2 separate regions of the Homo sapiens genome follow, and region 2 is linked to region 1. The links are chromatin loops, found by intact Hi-C in ENCODE. Cell type or tissue: heart left ventricle. All regions are shown on one strand. Each heading gives the region's core, and the rest is flanking DNA. Links, peaks and the distances in the headings are about the cores only.

The links. Hi-C counts contacts between places; a loop is a spot of excess contacts. Peaks named below come from ENCODE experiments on the same cell type or tissue, not always from the same donor. Only the 100,000 strongest peaks of a DNase experiment are listed, where the experiment ranks them.
Region 2: it touches region 1 in a loop (2.0-fold over the local background); 2 of 110 quality-filtered maps call a loop at or near these places.

Annotation. Positions count from the first base shown.
Region 1 is chr5:9,285,362-9,293,738 of GRCh38, forward strand. All of the region lies in intron 5 of SEMA5A (semaphorin 5A), which reads right to left. Among named protein-coding and RNA genes, the nearest start is that of SEMA5A-AS1, 220 kb to the right of the region's middle. In heart left ventricle, for the core only: a CTCF peak has its summit at 3,106 (motif pointing right); a DNase peak (open chromatin) is centred at 3,100; H3K27ac peaks cover 940 bases.
Region 2 is chr5:9,494,644-9,503,020 of GRCh38, forward strand. All of the region lies in intron 1 of SEMA5A (semaphorin 5A), which reads right to left. Among named protein-coding and RNA genes, the nearest start is that of SEMA5A-AS1, 13 kb to the right of the region's middle. In heart left ventricle, for the core only: a CTCF peak has its summit at 4,483 (motif pointing left); no DNase peak of the experiment used is centred there; H3K27ac peaks cover 1,843 bases.

The DNA of each region.
Region 1 (8,377 bases), core at 34-8,033:
AATCACTGGGCCGTGAACCCGCCAAGACAGTGGCCTTTGAGTCAGTTTGAAAGAACAAAAATGCCTAGAGCCCTTCCTCCCCAAAGAAACATGGGATTGACAAGAAACTCTTTAGTCTCTCAACATACTAACATACAAATTAAACACATTGTTTAACACAAACTATACTTGCCCCATTAAAACTATCAGTCAAAAGACTCAGAACTAGCCAGGCTTGGTTCTTCTCCAAGCCAGACTTAAACACCAGCTCACAAGTTCCCACAACATCTGTTTCTAGATGCTTGATCTATCTCCCTGCCAATCATTCCTCCACAGGCAGGCAAAGGTGCCTTTTGAAGCTTCAAGGACTGATCTCAGGAGCATAGGATGGAGAACACACTCTCAAGGAGATGAAAAGCCCTTTTCAAGCCATGAGGGTGACCTCCTATAATGACCTTGACCCAAATGTTCTGGTGATGGCTGCTTCATGGGGAGCAAAAGGAATACTGTCTTAATAATAATTTATTGTCTATTTCAAAATACGCAGAAAAATAGATTTATAATGTTTCTGACACAAAGTAATGATAAATGGTTGAGGTGATGCATACCCCAATTAGCCAGATTTGATCATTATATATTGTATATGCTTGTATCAAAATACTGCATGTGTTCCATACATAGGTACAACTATAATATATCCATAAAACTTTTTTTTAAAAGGATGCTTCCTGAAAAACTGAGGCAAACTGCACTAAGTGATATTTATATCTTTGTATAACGCTGCAGAATGCTAGGAGTTCGTTCCACCATATTGACTAAATATACTTGCTAAGATAAGGTGTAACGATTCCATCTTTAACATTATAATAAAAAGAAACACCCGGGAGACTTCTTATGAGCCTCTATTTGATAATATGCCATGTGTATTATATATAGTTGGGTTACTTTTAACTGATTTTAACAACATAAAGGCAAATTTTCAAGTAATTGCAATGTTTTAATAAGCTAATTTTTAAAATTTATATTATATGAACTTTTTTCCTACCATTGATTTTTTCCCCCAGACTCTGACACCCCTCCGTACTCTTTTTTCTATCTCCCGGACCATATTAATAAGGTTCAGCAATCATTGTTTGCTGATTGAGTTTGACTTCCCATGTAATGCTTTGGGCAACGGATATTTGCATGCAGAGAAATGTGGTCCTCTCCTTGGCTCACCACCTCACTGCCAGGAAACTACCCCTTCAAGAGCTGACTGACCAGGGCTGGACAGTTAACTCACTCCTCCAGTCCAAATAATATGTTCCTTATTCATATGTTTTTATTCAATCATTCATTCATATTTTCATAATCTCTCTCTCCCTTACACACACTTATACACACATACACACACACACACACACGTGAATTTTTATAATTAAGTATATAAAGACTGAAAAATGGCAAATTCATCTTGGCAAATACCCAAAGTAAAGCCCATCAGCAGAGAATAAGAAACACTGAGTGATAAGATAGCTGAGAGTCCCCTGAGATCTTGGCCTTGGGCCGGGCTCCTTCTGCACCTTGGACCAGAACTGGCTTTGGACTCTTCAATCTTTGAACACATTTCCTTTTTTAGTTGCAGGCAAAACAATCATAAGCAAATGCTGTCCGTCACTGTTTTCCTACATGTACCCAATGCATTGAGGGAGATAACATACACTCCTGGGGTGGCCAGGAATGCAGAGGACCAGAAGCGAATGGGTCAATTAGCCACTAACCCTCCCCCGTCCACCTGCACTTCCTCCAGAGACATAGGCAAGTGTGCACTTGAGCACAAGTACATGCACACATGTGTACGATGGATACAGACATTCATCTTTATATTAACCCAGGCAGCAGCATGATCCGAAAAATGCCATCTATATTAACATCATCAGCTAGGGTTAATTGAATATCTGTTAAGTAACTTTGGTGTCAGCAAAAGTATCAAATTCTATTTTTAGACATCACATAATACAATAGATATTATTCAGTTTAAGCAGAATAGACACTACATCCTTTCATATATACATAATTCCTAAAGCTGAGTATTTCTTTGTACATTGCAATTATTTTTAGAGGAACGTAACTAAAACTTTTCCCTAAATATGATTTAAATAATAATTTAAATGTCAAAAATATTTTAATCTTATCCATTGCAAGAATTTATAATTTATAAACCTTTAAAAATTATATTCTTCTGAAATAAATTATATCAATTTTCTAATGTTATGTTACCCTAGTACAGGACTTGGCAAACTATAGTCAGCAGGCCAAATCAGGCCTACCACCTATTATTATAAATAAAGTTTTATTAAAACTCAGCCATCCATATTCATATACTTATTGTCTATAGCCGGCTTTGTACCATCATGGCAGAGTTGATGAGCCATACCAGAGATCACGTGGCCTGCAAAGTCTCTGCATTTACTATCTGGCCCTGTACAGAAAATGTTTGCAAAGTCTTGCTCTAGCCAATTATGGCAAAGTAACTTAAAAATTATTTCCCTCAAGCCCTAATTTTTAAAAAATAAAATGTCATCATGTTCAACCAAACTCAATAGATTCTGAATATCCTTCCAGATATTCTGAATATTCTGAATACCAGAATAGTAGATTCTGAATATTGCTGTCTTCAAAAACACTTATGGATTAAGAGGATAAGCAAGCAAATGTATAAGATAAATGTAAAAGAGACACATGACATATCTAAAATAGAATTAAAAGCACTTCACAAAACTGGGAAAATATTAAAATATGTTTTAGGATACTTTATGAATCAAGGGTTCTATAGGAATTACGTGACACCATCACATAAGATAATTTGAAGAAGGCTTGACAAGACAACTATCAACAAAGACACAGGTGTGGAAGAGGCAAACACAAGAGTTCCCAGTGGCTACTAAGGGGCCCAAAGGAATGCTGGGGGATAAAGGGTCATAAAGGGAGAGCCAGGTGGGTGTGGCTGCTGCGGTGTGAGGCCAGGGCCACAGCCAGTCCCAGGTAACCCAGTGGCAGCCAGTGGTGGGAATCGCAGCTCGGACTTCCCTCCCCTTTCTCCCACAGGCCTTCCAAGGACCTTTTCCATGGCCCTATCCAGCTGGCCGCGAGAGGGCACAGGGGCATGACAGCAGTCATAGAAGCTTCCCAGTACAGAGGCAGAAACAGACGCTGGGAGGGGCAAGAGAAAATAGCCAGCAGGAGTTCACTTTCTTTCGAAGATGATAAAACAGGAGAAAATAAATGTGAAACTGTTCTCTACAGTGTTTATATTTCTAGCCAAGAACACTCTCATGAATGAAATTCATTTTCTAAAATTAGGGCAATGCTAAGAATAAGTCTTTTCTCCAACATTAAAATAAAAATAAATTTACCAAAAAATGGTTGCATAATGAAGTGGCTGGAACCAAAATGTAGTCTTGGTAAGATTAAGCCCACAGTAGCTAATGTACAAGTTGTAAACTATATCTCATTCATATCATGTTGATATTTGAAAGAAGTAGAAATGAGGACACACAAAAAAAAGGAAAGCATTTTTACCTCATCCTTCAAACAAAAACAAAAGTATTTTTTCTCCCAAAATGATTTTTAAATTAAATGCTTCTTTTGTCAGAAAGTGAATCCTAGCGTAGTGACATTGCCATTGATGGTTTAAGCCTATTAGAGACCTGTGTTGCTCACGAAACATGTTGAATAGGACTCTAACAGTATTTTCACAAATGTTTTTCTCCCACATCCTCATCAATGAGATCTGGCATTTACTTCCAATCAGTGTATATGTCTTCATTTATATATTATAAACACATACAGCTGTGCATGTATATAAGTATATTTTAAATACAGTATACACATCTGAAAATAATGACATCAAGATAAAATGATTGATATTATAAAGTAAATATTATGTTATAGTCTGATTTAACAAAACTTTTTAAACTTAGTGCAATAATTTATGATAGAATGAATTAAAATTCTGTTTTCTACATTCAATTTATATTAATTTTTAGTTTAAAAACTTCTATAACTGAAGTGGACAACTCAAACAGATATATAAATCCAATTTCTTGGGAGGCTGAGGCAGATCGCGAGGTCAGGAGATTGAGAACATCCTGGCTGACACGGTGAAACCCCGTCTCTACAAAAAATACAAAAAATTAGCCAGGCGTGGTGGCACGTGCCGGTAGTCCCAGCAATTCAGGAGGCTGAGGCAGGAGAATCACTTGAACCCAGGAGGTGGAGGTTACAGTGAGACGAGATTGCGCCACTGCATTCCAGCCTGGGTGACAGAGCAAGACTGTCTCAAAAATAAAAAAAAAAAAATCCAATTACATCATTGGCTGTTTTTAATAAATTTTGATATACTACTTTTTCAACTTCATCTGCCAATTAGACAATGTTTTTTGTTGAAATTTGCCAAGCACATTTTCATCTTCACTGATGTCAATATCTTGTGCTCAAAAATTTATCAGAAAGATTAAAAAATGAGCTTAAAGTCCACTGAAACTTCCCTTTTGGGAGTTTTAAAAAAGGGTTAAAAGTACACATAAGACATTTCAAAAGTGAATTTTCTAAATTTATATATTTAAAAATCAGGTAAGATTGTTATTATAGTGATTGTTGAGCATCATCATTAACAACCAATTCACATAAGGACAGAAATCTTCTGAGGTATCTGATTTAAAAATTACTTTTAATTTTTTTATTTCAATAGGTTTTTTGGAAACAGGTGGTGTTTGGTTATATGAATAAGTTTTTTCGTGGTGATTTCTGAGATTTTGGGGGCACCTATCACCCAAGCAGGCTACACTGTACCCAATGTGTAGTCTTTTATCCCTCACCCCCTCCCACCCTTTCCTCTTAGTCCTCAAAGTCCATTGTATCGTTCTTATGCCTTTGAATAATTATAGTTAAGCACTCCCATTATGAGTGAGAACATATGATGTTTGGTTTTCCATTCCTGAGTTACTTCACTTAGAATAATGGTTTCCAGGTCCATGCAGCTTGCTGTAAATGCCATTATTTCATTCATTTTTATGATATACATATATATACACTACATTTTCTTTATCTACTTGTTGACTGATGGGCATTTGGATTGGTTCAATATTTTTGCAGTTGAGTATTGTGCTGCTATATTGCATGAGTTTCTTTTGGAAAGCAATTACGGTCTCATTAATTGTGAAACAAGACAATTTCTTTTCTACAGGTACCTACTATTCATCATACTATTAAAAATAACAGGAAGTTCAGCAAATTTAGATCCCTTATATCTTAAAAAAGGAGAAATAGGTACATAGAGATGATAGCGCTAGATATACAGAAACATTGATATATGTGTATATACATACACATCCATTGACGTTAAGCTTCACAATTTTTCAATATCTTAAATTAATGACAGCTCTTTAAATATGTTGCCACTAGGTATCCAGAGACCCTCCCTATAAAACAGAAAATAATGGTTCTTTCCCACCTCATTTCAAAACATTATAAATACTCTCCCATGTTAAATAACATAACACAAAAATGCACTTTACTGGAACTTGTAAGTCAAAACCCTTCCAATATTTCCCTGATTCCCTCAGGATGCCTTAGAAACTCACTTTGGCATGTGTCAGAGCTTGACATATTGAGCAAGTGAGGCACCAGCATCAACTTACATTTTAATATTAGTACATTTTACATTGCTGTGGTATAAACATTCTAGAAACAGAATTTCCCATTTTCTTTCCATCCGTCTCTTGAGATCACTGCTATTGACTCTAGACTACCTGCTTCAGAATCACATTTAGATGTTTGCTAAAAATGGTCGTTCTTGGCCACTGGAGTCAGAATCAATGAGAAGTGGAGTCACAAAACCCAGAGTTTAAACAAGTTCTGGATGCGGCAGATTTTGCACTTCGCGGATGGTCCCAGCAGCATGTCCCCCACAGGCTCTCCTGCATGCAACCTGCTGGTCATCCATCCACAACTGGAGTCTATTTCTCTACCACCTTGGATTCTGGAAAGCCTAACTCCTTTGACCAATAAAATATGACCGAAGAGCTCCTTTGCCAGTTCCAGGCATGGCCTTAACTGGCCTGGAAGCTTCATTTCCAGTCTCTTGAAGGCAGGTGCCATGTAAGAAGTTCAGCCATCCAGAGACCACCATGTTAGGAGAGAATAAAGAGATGACATGGTGGGCAAAATGACAAATGGAGAAGAAAGGAGGATGTAGAAGCAGGAAAGAGAGAGAGAGAGAGAAAGAGAGAGAGAGAGAGAAAGGAGACAGAGACAGATACCAAGGAGCAATGGCATGCAGTCCCTGTGAGTGGATCAACCACCTTGAATATGGAACCTCCAGTCCAAGCAGCCTCATCTGATGCCAACACAATCATAAACAAACTTCTCAGCCAAGTTCTTTTTTTTTTTTTTTTTGACTTTTGGAATTTTGGAATTTTGGAATTCCTGATCAACAAAATTGTGAGCAAAATAAAACGGTTGTTTTAAATCACTATGTTTTGTGGTGCTGATTAGGTAGCAATTAATAACTGAAACAAGAAGTCATTATTTTGCTACAAGTAAGGATGTCTAGTCAAGATTCTCTCCCTGCCCATCCCAAGTCTCCATACAGGAAGCCCCATTCCCCTACCTGGGATTTGCGGTGAGGCTGCAGCCCTAGAAAGATGGCTGGCTGTCACCCCTGCCTCAGGAGTCCTCGAGGCTACTTTTGGTCAACACTATAACTGAAGCAGAAGCAACAGTGGCGTTTAGAAGATGTCAAACATGGAAATAATGACTTCTTGGACTTATACAAGTATTTAACCCTCCTTTCCCTTTGTTGAATGCCTGACATCCCACGTTTGTAAATCAATTCTGTGAATCCTCCAGCCCATTTATGGTCCATAACTTAAATTGCATCAAATAATTTCAAACACGGTAGTTACCAGTATATACTTGATTTATAAAATTCACAGTTATAACAATATGTTAACTCGTTTACTCAATCTAAAACCTTAAGGAAAACATTACTATTATTCCTGAGAGGGAACTGAAATACAGTGAGATTAAGTAACTTGCCCGAGGACACACACCCAGTAAGTTGAGGCAGTGGCTACTCAGATCATATATCCCCAAACCCTCTTCATTACTGTCTTCAGTTATTAATACAGAAATTGTAGTTAGGATGTCAGGTAAATAAATGGTGAATTTCCATAAACCAAAGGGAATTTACAGAAATATTAACTATTCTAAAATTCTTTCCAAGTTTAAACAATCAATTTTCATGGTGATTTATTCAATAAAAGCTGCAAAAAAAACCATGTTTGTTTGAAAATACACACTCAAGTCCATACAAAGAAAAAAATCAACTGTTTAGATTATATGAGTAATTCAAAAGGTGAAGCAGTTTCTATTGTGTAGACCAGGGTTTCTCAACCAGGTGCGATTTTGCACCCCAGGGAACACGTGGAAGTGTCTAGAGACAGCTTTGGTTGTCATTACTAGTATGTGTGGGGTGTGCTACTGGCATCTAGGGGTACAGGCCAAGGATGCTGTTAAACATCCTACACTGCACAGGACAGAACCCCCATGACCAAGAATTATCTGGCCCAAAACATCAATAGTGTGCAGGTGCAGAAACCCTGATGCGAAACGTGATCGAGGCGTTTCTTCTGCCCTGATCATCCTTTCTTGTGGTCATCTCCTCTCCCTGCTCTGAGCCTTGGTAGCACTGTTTCATATCCCACACTGAATACCTTGTGATGGCACTGCCACTACCACTGTTCATTTTTCAGGTCCATAAATCTTATCTTGTCAACTGGAACGTGAGCTGCTAGAGAGCTCTCAGGTCTCTCTCTCTCTCTCTCCTGGAAGAATGTAGTGCAAGGAGGTGGCATCTGATATCTTTTTGTCAACACGGTTTATAATTTCTAATTTCTTGAATACTTGAAATGAAATACTCAAAGCCATCCAGGTAACTGCCTCCTTCTGAGAAAATGTCTTCCTTGAGTGTCTTTTACTTCTTAAGGGTTTAAGAAGCCATCTCCTCACCCAGGGCCATATGAAAAATAAACTTCCCTTTGTTTTAATTTCCAAGAGGAAGTTATCACCAAGGGACACAAACTTGAACTTTTGAACATGGAATGGTCAACATTCCAGCTTTTATACTCACTGTATGGACAATCAGTAATTGCTGCTTTTTAACAGTAGGAATAAATCTAATACATGTTATTAAATTCTGCATATTTTGTCACAGTTTGTGTTTGTGTAATTTTCCTTTCATGCCTGTTGCACTTGTGTTATTTGATCATCTAATTTCTCTTTTACTTTTCTTTCTCCTCCTCCAAAATGGAGGCTTATTTACATCAATTATTGATCTGCCATATGTCTAATTTAG
Region 2 (8,377 bases), core at 82-8,081, 210 kb after region 1:
TTAGAATTTCCACAATGTCCCTTATCCTCCTAATTTTTTAATTCTGTGCAAAATCATTGTTGCCATCTTTTAGATGAAAAAACACAGATTGTATAACGTGTTCCTGTTTTCAGTCAGTGAATAATAAATACCATGGGTTAAATTTAGATATTAGGCAAGAGATGTTTCCAAAACAAGTATTTTGTGCTTTAGACTAGCATATATCAGTGGCATCAAATCACGTACAAAAAATTATGCTTTCCAAAGTATCTGGTTCAAGTGTTCAAGGTTCTTCCTAAGAAATAACAAATGCAACCTTTGACATATTTCTTTTAAAAATTTTTAACTGTCCATATATATTAAAATATTTATTCTGAAATTACAACTAGAAATTTCAGTAAAAGAATATTTGTACCTATGTGCACAAACCAACTTCAAAACCAAAGTAATTGTAGGATATTCCAAAGTGTTTAAATTCTATTTTTCTTTCCCCTTTGAGGCTGCCATTATTTTAGGTAAAACAAAAATCTGTGTTCCTTCTAAGCCATAGGACTTCGATATCTTCAGGGATACCTGGCGTCCCTGTGAGTAATTACCCAGGCAGTGATTAAACCACCAATACTAGGAGTCAGCAGGCAGGCTGTGTCCACAATAGGAGTTTCTGAATAACAACGTCACACAAGAGCAAATTCAAGAGCTACCGTGAAGCCCACTCAAGGGAAAGCAAGCAAGTAAATGAGTTGAAACTGGAGGGGAGAAGCTGATTGTTACAGGAGTTCTCTTGCCCTTAGCTTTTACCCACCCAAGCAAGACAGCTTGGTTCTCTGTTTGCACAAGGACCATGTTTAGAAATAGAATCTGTGCTCCATCATTAAATATATATTTATTGAATCCCTACTAGTGCCAGGCCCTGTAGCAAGCCCTCGAATATGAAGGAACAAGACTGAGCCCCACTGTAAGGGAGTTTACATCATTGAATAACCAGCCCCTCAACAAGACTATAGTGAGACAAGCGTACACTCAGCAGGATGCGTCCACAGGAGGATGAAGAGAAAACTGGCGGGGCCTCCGGCTCCCACTAGTTCTTGACAGAGCAAACCCATTTTCTTTACATTTGAAAGTAGACAGTAATGGGTAAATAATAAATCAGACTATTTGTAGTTTATCCTTAATTCTTCCAGTTTAGCAATTTGTCCCTCTTATTTACTTAAACTCTTAATTCAGCCTGCTTAATTTTTCTTCATAGTATTTGTTTTTACCTGATCGACTGAATACTCATTGGTTTACTCATTACCCCTCTGCTCCCCTCTCCCATCCACACACACTAGAATGGAAACTTCATGAGGACCCAGATTTTTGTCACTGTTGTATCCCCAGCATGCTGGGTACATAGTGGGAACTCAATATTTCTTTTATTTCATTATTATTACTATTATTTTGAGAGGAATCTCACTGTCTGTCACCCAGGATGGAGTGCAGTGGCATGATCTCGGCTCACTGTAACCTCTGCCTCCTGGGTTCAAGCAGTTCTCCTGCCTCAGCCTCTCAAGTGTCTGGAATTACAAGCGTGTGCCACCGCACCCGGCTAACTTTTGTGTTTTTAGTAGAGATGGGGTTTCACCATGTTGGCCAGACTGGTCTCAAACTCCTGACCTCAGATGATCTGTCCACCTCGGCCTCCCAAAGTGCTGGGATTATAGGCAAGAGCCACCATGCCCAGCCTCAATATTTCTTAAGTGAACATTGGAATAATGTCAACTAATGAAGAATGTATAATTGTATAATCTGTTAAAATGCATTTCAGATGAAGCTTAAGTGTAATATACTAATAGAAGTTTATTTTATAAGGAAGCACTAGAAACTTCCACCTAGACAGTCCACAGAGGCCACTGAACTGTAATGAAGCAGCTATCACTAACATTAGAATTACAGTGAATATAGCCAAAAGAAATATTACCATGTTTTTTTCAGATCAGAAAATATGTCTAATTCAACCCAGCTGGGATGTGGCAGGGTCAAAATTTGAAATTCAGAGTTGTTGGAACTTAAGGTATAAACTCTGTCTGCTCGGTCACCAGCCTGCCTGCCAAGTAGTCAAGAAAAAAATGACCATCCTGGAGTATTCAATTACCTGAGGAAGGCTGGGTCTCCAAAGGGACTGCCTCGATTTTTCACTTCTACAGAATTTTTAGATATACATTTCCACAATTTACAGATAAGTCTATGAGGATCTTTTTAAAGCCCATAAAACCACACACACAACCTGCTACCAGCTACCAGGAGTGACAAAGCTCCGAGTGGAGCATTTGAGATAATCACCATTCATTTGTGTTTTAATATGCATAGAGAGAACAGGCCTTGAAATAGCCTTGCATATGAATTCAATATTTGTCTTTTAAACTAGTTAATCTGGTACAGTCTTACAAATGCAATGCCTTATTAAAGAGAGTATCACATGGTAGCATTTTTCTCTCCCCTTTAGTTGAGCACATTAGATACTTATAGGGACATGGTATTTCTCTCAGAAACACTTGGGAGCTAGTGAAGCCACAAAGCTAAGGAGATAATCAGCTGATGATCAATGATGAGCTCCCAAGAGTAACCAGCCTCTATATAGTCAGCATCACTGGTTTCTCAGGAAAAGCATCACCATTGTTCATCTTGCTGCAAAATGTATGCACAAGTATCTTTTTATTTTTAAAAAAGCCCTGACATTTTATGACTGCTGCTTTTCTAAGATATTTTCAAATATACAGTCCATACGGTTCAGACACAATGGACTGGGGATAGAGACGGCTATAGTGCCGATAATGGAGAAACTAGCCAGAGCTTCAGATATTTGTTTTCCAGGACATCTCAATAATTGGGTACACCTCACAATATGTGAGACTTGACGTCGAGTGGCACGGCATACTCTGGCGCAGGCACTTGATAAAGACTGTGTTTGCAAATACTTAGCCTGCACTTCAAGATACCAGGCATCTAAGCACGTCCCAGATGGTGACAGTTAATCTTCAAAAAACCCTATGTGGAAGTATTATCATTGTCCTCATTTTACAGATGAGGAAAAAGAGACACAGGGATGTCAATATCTTCCTCAAGGTCACACAGCAAGTAAGTGATGGAACAGTGGCTCAGCCATGAAGCTATTGCTGTTAACCACTAGGTTGATTTGCCTTCATTAATTTCTTCCTAAAACTGCACATTTCCCGTTAGTCCCTCTTTTGGTCTGTCGTTTGACTCTTGGCTACTGCTTAGAGGAAGATTCATTCTATTATTTTCTAACTTAGTAAATTATGTGCAACTCCTTGGGGACATGACACAGGCAAAGCTGTATACAGAGATGTATGCCAAGACACCATCCCAAGTTAACCCTAACAGTCTATCTGATCCTGTATGTAAGTGGGTATATTGTAAATATTTTTAAATTTTCTGTATACTACGATGTTTTGATAGTTTAAAAAAGCCTTCTGGCTGGGAAGAGACTGCCCCTCCCTGGGCTAGTCAGTTCTTAAAGATGGCCATGGGCCCAACCTGGAGCTTACCTTTGATATGAAAACTAACTGATGCAGAGCCACACCTCCTCTGTTTGGGCCATATGGCCCCAGGAGGCACTACTCCTCTGTCATAACCATCCTGGGGCCAGGCACCACATTTATGATAATATATTTGGAAGTATATCATTATCATAATCTGAGGTGTCTAAATACAGCAATGTCACCACGAGGGGAAAAGGACTTTCATTCACCATCCATCGAATTCTTTGGAGATAATTACAAACTTTGTAATACTTTATTTCGGTTCAGAAATACAATTTAGAAATTTTAATACAAATTTCTGGAAGTTCTGACATTTTTAAAAGATAAATTTAAGCTTGTTATCCTTCAGCTTGCTCAGACTACTGTATGGATGCTACGTGGAAGGTGGTTGATCATTGAGGGACCATCATTATGAAGATGCGGGGTCCACAGCGTACATTTCCCAGCCGAGATATAGCAGCAGGGAATAAAACAGTGGGAACAGTAGATCAGCCTCATATTGCAAATCGGCGGCACACACCCTGGAGTCGTTTGTTTCCCATGAGCACGTTGTCTAAGTACTACGATAACCAACTATGACCCAGTAACCTTGTCATGCCTGGGGCCATTATGACTCAAGACTGCATACCTGGAATCAAACTTAAACTGTGAATATATATGGCATGTTTAGCATGATTTGGGCTGGGTTAGGTGTGGAATTGTTAGCCTGTGTTTTCGTCTGTATTTATTTGACATGTTCTGTGTATATGATTAACAATTACAGAATTCACTCTATCAAACAGATATATTAGTTATGGCAAGCTATAAGGAACGTAATGAAAATGTATGAATGCTGCAATTATGACAATGCCGCAACTATGTGTGTAAACGCAAAGCAGTGGATGTAAACATAGGCAGCGAAAGGTCCTCCTCCTACCTTCCATGAGAAGGAGGCTTGTGCTTTTGTGGTGCCACCTGGTGGAACAAGGGAGATGAGAGAAGAGAGTCCTGAAATGGTTAACTGGCCCCTAGAGACACTCTTCACAATAATCCAAGTCCTATGCTCTTAAAACTTCACAAACCTTTATGGAGCACTTGAAAAACAATTTTTTAAGGAAAAACATCAAAGAATTTAGTGTCGTGTCCTTATTTTCTTTCCACCTCACCTGACTCAATTTCCCCACATGAAAAAATGTCATCAAATGCCAAATAAAGAAAAAAGCAGAGAATGGATAAGAACAAGGGGTGTATTTGCTAATGAATGCACTCCAAAACCACAGAAATTAACAAGGTTACAAAGCAGCCTAGCTTCCAATGGAACACAAAGGATGCCTCATTGACCTAGTTATTTGCATGTTTGTCTTCTTCCTCCATTAAACTGCAAGCTATCTGAAGTCAAAGTAACATTATCAGTCAATACCTTACATAGAGAGTACACTCTATAAATAAACTAATGTATGAACAGGAAGTTTGACAGGCAGCATCTTTACTCATGGTCCAGAAATGGACAGTTCAGTTCTTTAGTATTTTACTTCTCTTTTATCGCTCAAGACAAAGGATACTACAGCAATAGCAGATAAATAACAAAACCACAACCCCATCTATACACAGATATTGCTGTTACCTTCAAAGTGTCCCAGTCTGGTTGTGTATCATTAACTTTCATCCACTAATAACAAAAACCAAACATCACATGGAGCACAGAGCACAGAAGTGCTTCCATCATAGAGTAATATAGCAAGAAGAAACCGAAATAAGAAGGCTTGGGGAAAAAAGTCTGAAGCTGGTTCTGCCCTGAAAAAAAAAAGGTTTTATTTTACAGCAATAGGTTCATAAATAAATAGAAAACAATAAGAAAATATATGAGATCTGAAGCTCCATTAGCCAGTATCCATCTGTTACTCATATTTTAATATCTTCTATATCACCCTACAGCGCAACATATGCAATTAAGAAGAAATGGCTATGCAACTTTTTGGAGATAAGTTATTGTCAATGGGCCAACCACACAGAGCCAGATGTAAATTACTAAGTCAATTTAGCACCAGTTTATAAAGTTTTGATTAATCCTCAGCTCATTTTATGTTATTATAATGCATTATTAAATGCAGCGCATGGCTTGAACTTGCTCCTTCATAAATTCACTACATATTGATCCTGATGGTGGGGCGGATGTCATCCCCATGGGGCCTCTGAAGTGATATTCTTTCCAAATGACAAGAGAGCTTCTGCTCATAAGACACATGTTAAGAAATATCTGGCAAAACAGCAAACCTTCCAACGGTTTTCATCATGTTAGCTTTTGACATGTGCATTTGTAATGAAAGTGCGTCTTGTAGTACCAGCAAGACACTCATTTTCTCCTAACTGATCCAGACATCATCCCACTCCATCCTCAGGGAACCCACTGAGCTGATCCATGCTGATGTCACACAATGGCCCACACTGAGGTTTGCTGAGGATAGGGCACTGGATAAAATACAGGACACCCAGTTCAATTTGCATTTAAGATAAATTATGAATAACATCTTAATATAACTATATCACATGCAGTATATAGGGTATACTTATACTGAAAAATTTGCTAATTCTGGCAACCCCACATGCAGAGTTTCAGGTTGTGGTCTGTGCCTGGCTGCGGTCCACATTATATGTGTTTTAGGAGAGGAATATGTTTATGCTACAATTCCAAGCACACTTGCTCCCTCCTGAGGCTTTCCCTGCCTTCCTGGAGCTTGCCAACACACCTCTTCTAATCTGGCGTTGACTGTATGAGAATCTTTCATCAATATCTTCAGAAGTTAAACTGTTAATTAAATATCAAGCTAAGTTAATATCCTAGTGGAAGAATTAACCATCCCTGCCTTTATGAAAAAAATCTAGATACTAATATAATGGTCCCTGTGTGAGGCTAGAATTTCTTACACTGATTTTCTTGATATTTATGATGATTTAATACAAAGACTATGGGAAGAATCAACAATATTCTGAATAAAATGGCTTTTATCCAATTAAAATATACTTGGATAACAAAACACCACAGCAGTTTCATGCAATTGTGTCAAAATGGTTGCTAACACAATTTAATCTCTGACCTCTATTTGAAATTTCCTATAACACAGAAAACTAAAGTCTATGCTTACTTGCATTCTTAAAATGTAGAAGGCTGAGATAAGAGAAACTAAATTGCCAATGAATTACCTTTACTCTAAAGATAAGTGTCAACATATACATATGTGTCTACGTGTGTGTGTATTTGTGTGTGTGCATGAAATACTGTATTAAGTATACATATAAAAACATACACACACATCCTTCTGAGTTTTTTCCTATGTAGAGAATACAGAAAGAGCATTAAGTGGGCAAAGGAAAGCATCCAAAAGCAATGTCAGCAATGGAGGAGTTCAGAAACATGAAGTAGATGCTGATGTTAGCCATATCCCTTCCCCTACTCAAGAGAAGGAACGACCAGCTCCCTTCCCTCCTCCTGCTGGAATCCGGGCTCTGGGCTGCAGGGGCAGCAGCTGTTTACACCCTTTAAGTACTGACATGAAGACAAAAACTACTCGCCAAAGATGACTGAGCAAAAGAGAAAAAAGCCTGGGTTCCAATCGTCACCCCAAGAGCACCCAAGGACTCAGGACACATAGCTGTTACATGACAAAAACACAGGTCTTGGTTGGCTAATGTGCCACCAATTGGGTTTTCCCATAGGTGCAGCTACTCATTTTCCTGTTACAAAATGGAAAACCCAAAACTTTCCATTCATCCACCCGTAGAAAACATAACTTGCTCAGTTTCTAGATTGTTCTACTGTAATTACTAAGCATAAGATGGAATTGAGGTATCTATATTTTTTTGTGGCCTAGAGACTATATTCAAACTGATGAAGGCTACCACAGAAACCTAAATGGACAAATATTTAATCATGAGCATTCTGAATTGGCTCTTACTCTTTGTCCCTAAATATTTTTTTAAATAAAAAACAACAATATTGAGGAAGTCACTGAAAGATCCAGGTTAAGAACTGAGGAAACACAACACATTCCTGTGTTCAGCATGGTTATTTCTCCTTGAGGGTAGGGTTTATTTCTCTGTAGCAGTTAAGACAGAGGATGGGTGTAACACGCATAGTTGGAATTTAAATAAAAGCAGAAGCAGCCAACTATTTGCAACATGATGAAGTTCCCTATATATTTAAGGAATTATCCACAGATATATATGAATATCAGAGGCACCATTTGGCCCAGGGTGAGAATGCCAGGCTGAGCCAACCATACTTTAAGCACATGTGATTTGAAGTAGCTGAGACATTCATGACAAGACTGACAGTATCCCAGCAAAAACTTAGGCCAGAGATAGCAGAGAGCTGGCCTGGAGTCGCTTTCAGCTGTGGGTATCTCTAAACATCCTGTGTCTTGAGCTTACAGAGTTGCATGGGCTTCCTCAAGTGTCAGCCAGCCTAGTCCTGCCCAAGGAAACATGTGCTGAGCTTGTCACTTGGTACTTGGCAGGCTCGCAGAGAAACCAGAGAGCGCAGTCATAGTGGGAGGCCTTTAGCACTGCAGTCCTCAACTTCAAGGAGAGGAGCAAGCCTTTGAAATCCACCAGAGACAAGATGCCTGAGAAAACAGGGGCCACTCTACAACTAAATACCCTTTCCCAAAGGGTTCTAATTGGGGGAAGGACAGAGTGACGGAGAAGGAAGAAGGAAAGGAAAGCAAAGACAAGAAGAAAAGTGTCAGGGGTCAACAGATTTTGTTCCATTCTTTGATTTCCTGGATATTTTCCCAAAGGGATGGTAGCACATTAAACCTGGACTCAACCAGAGCTACAAGTTTTATTTCAGTGAAGGCATTTTCTTGATCATTTTGCACTGT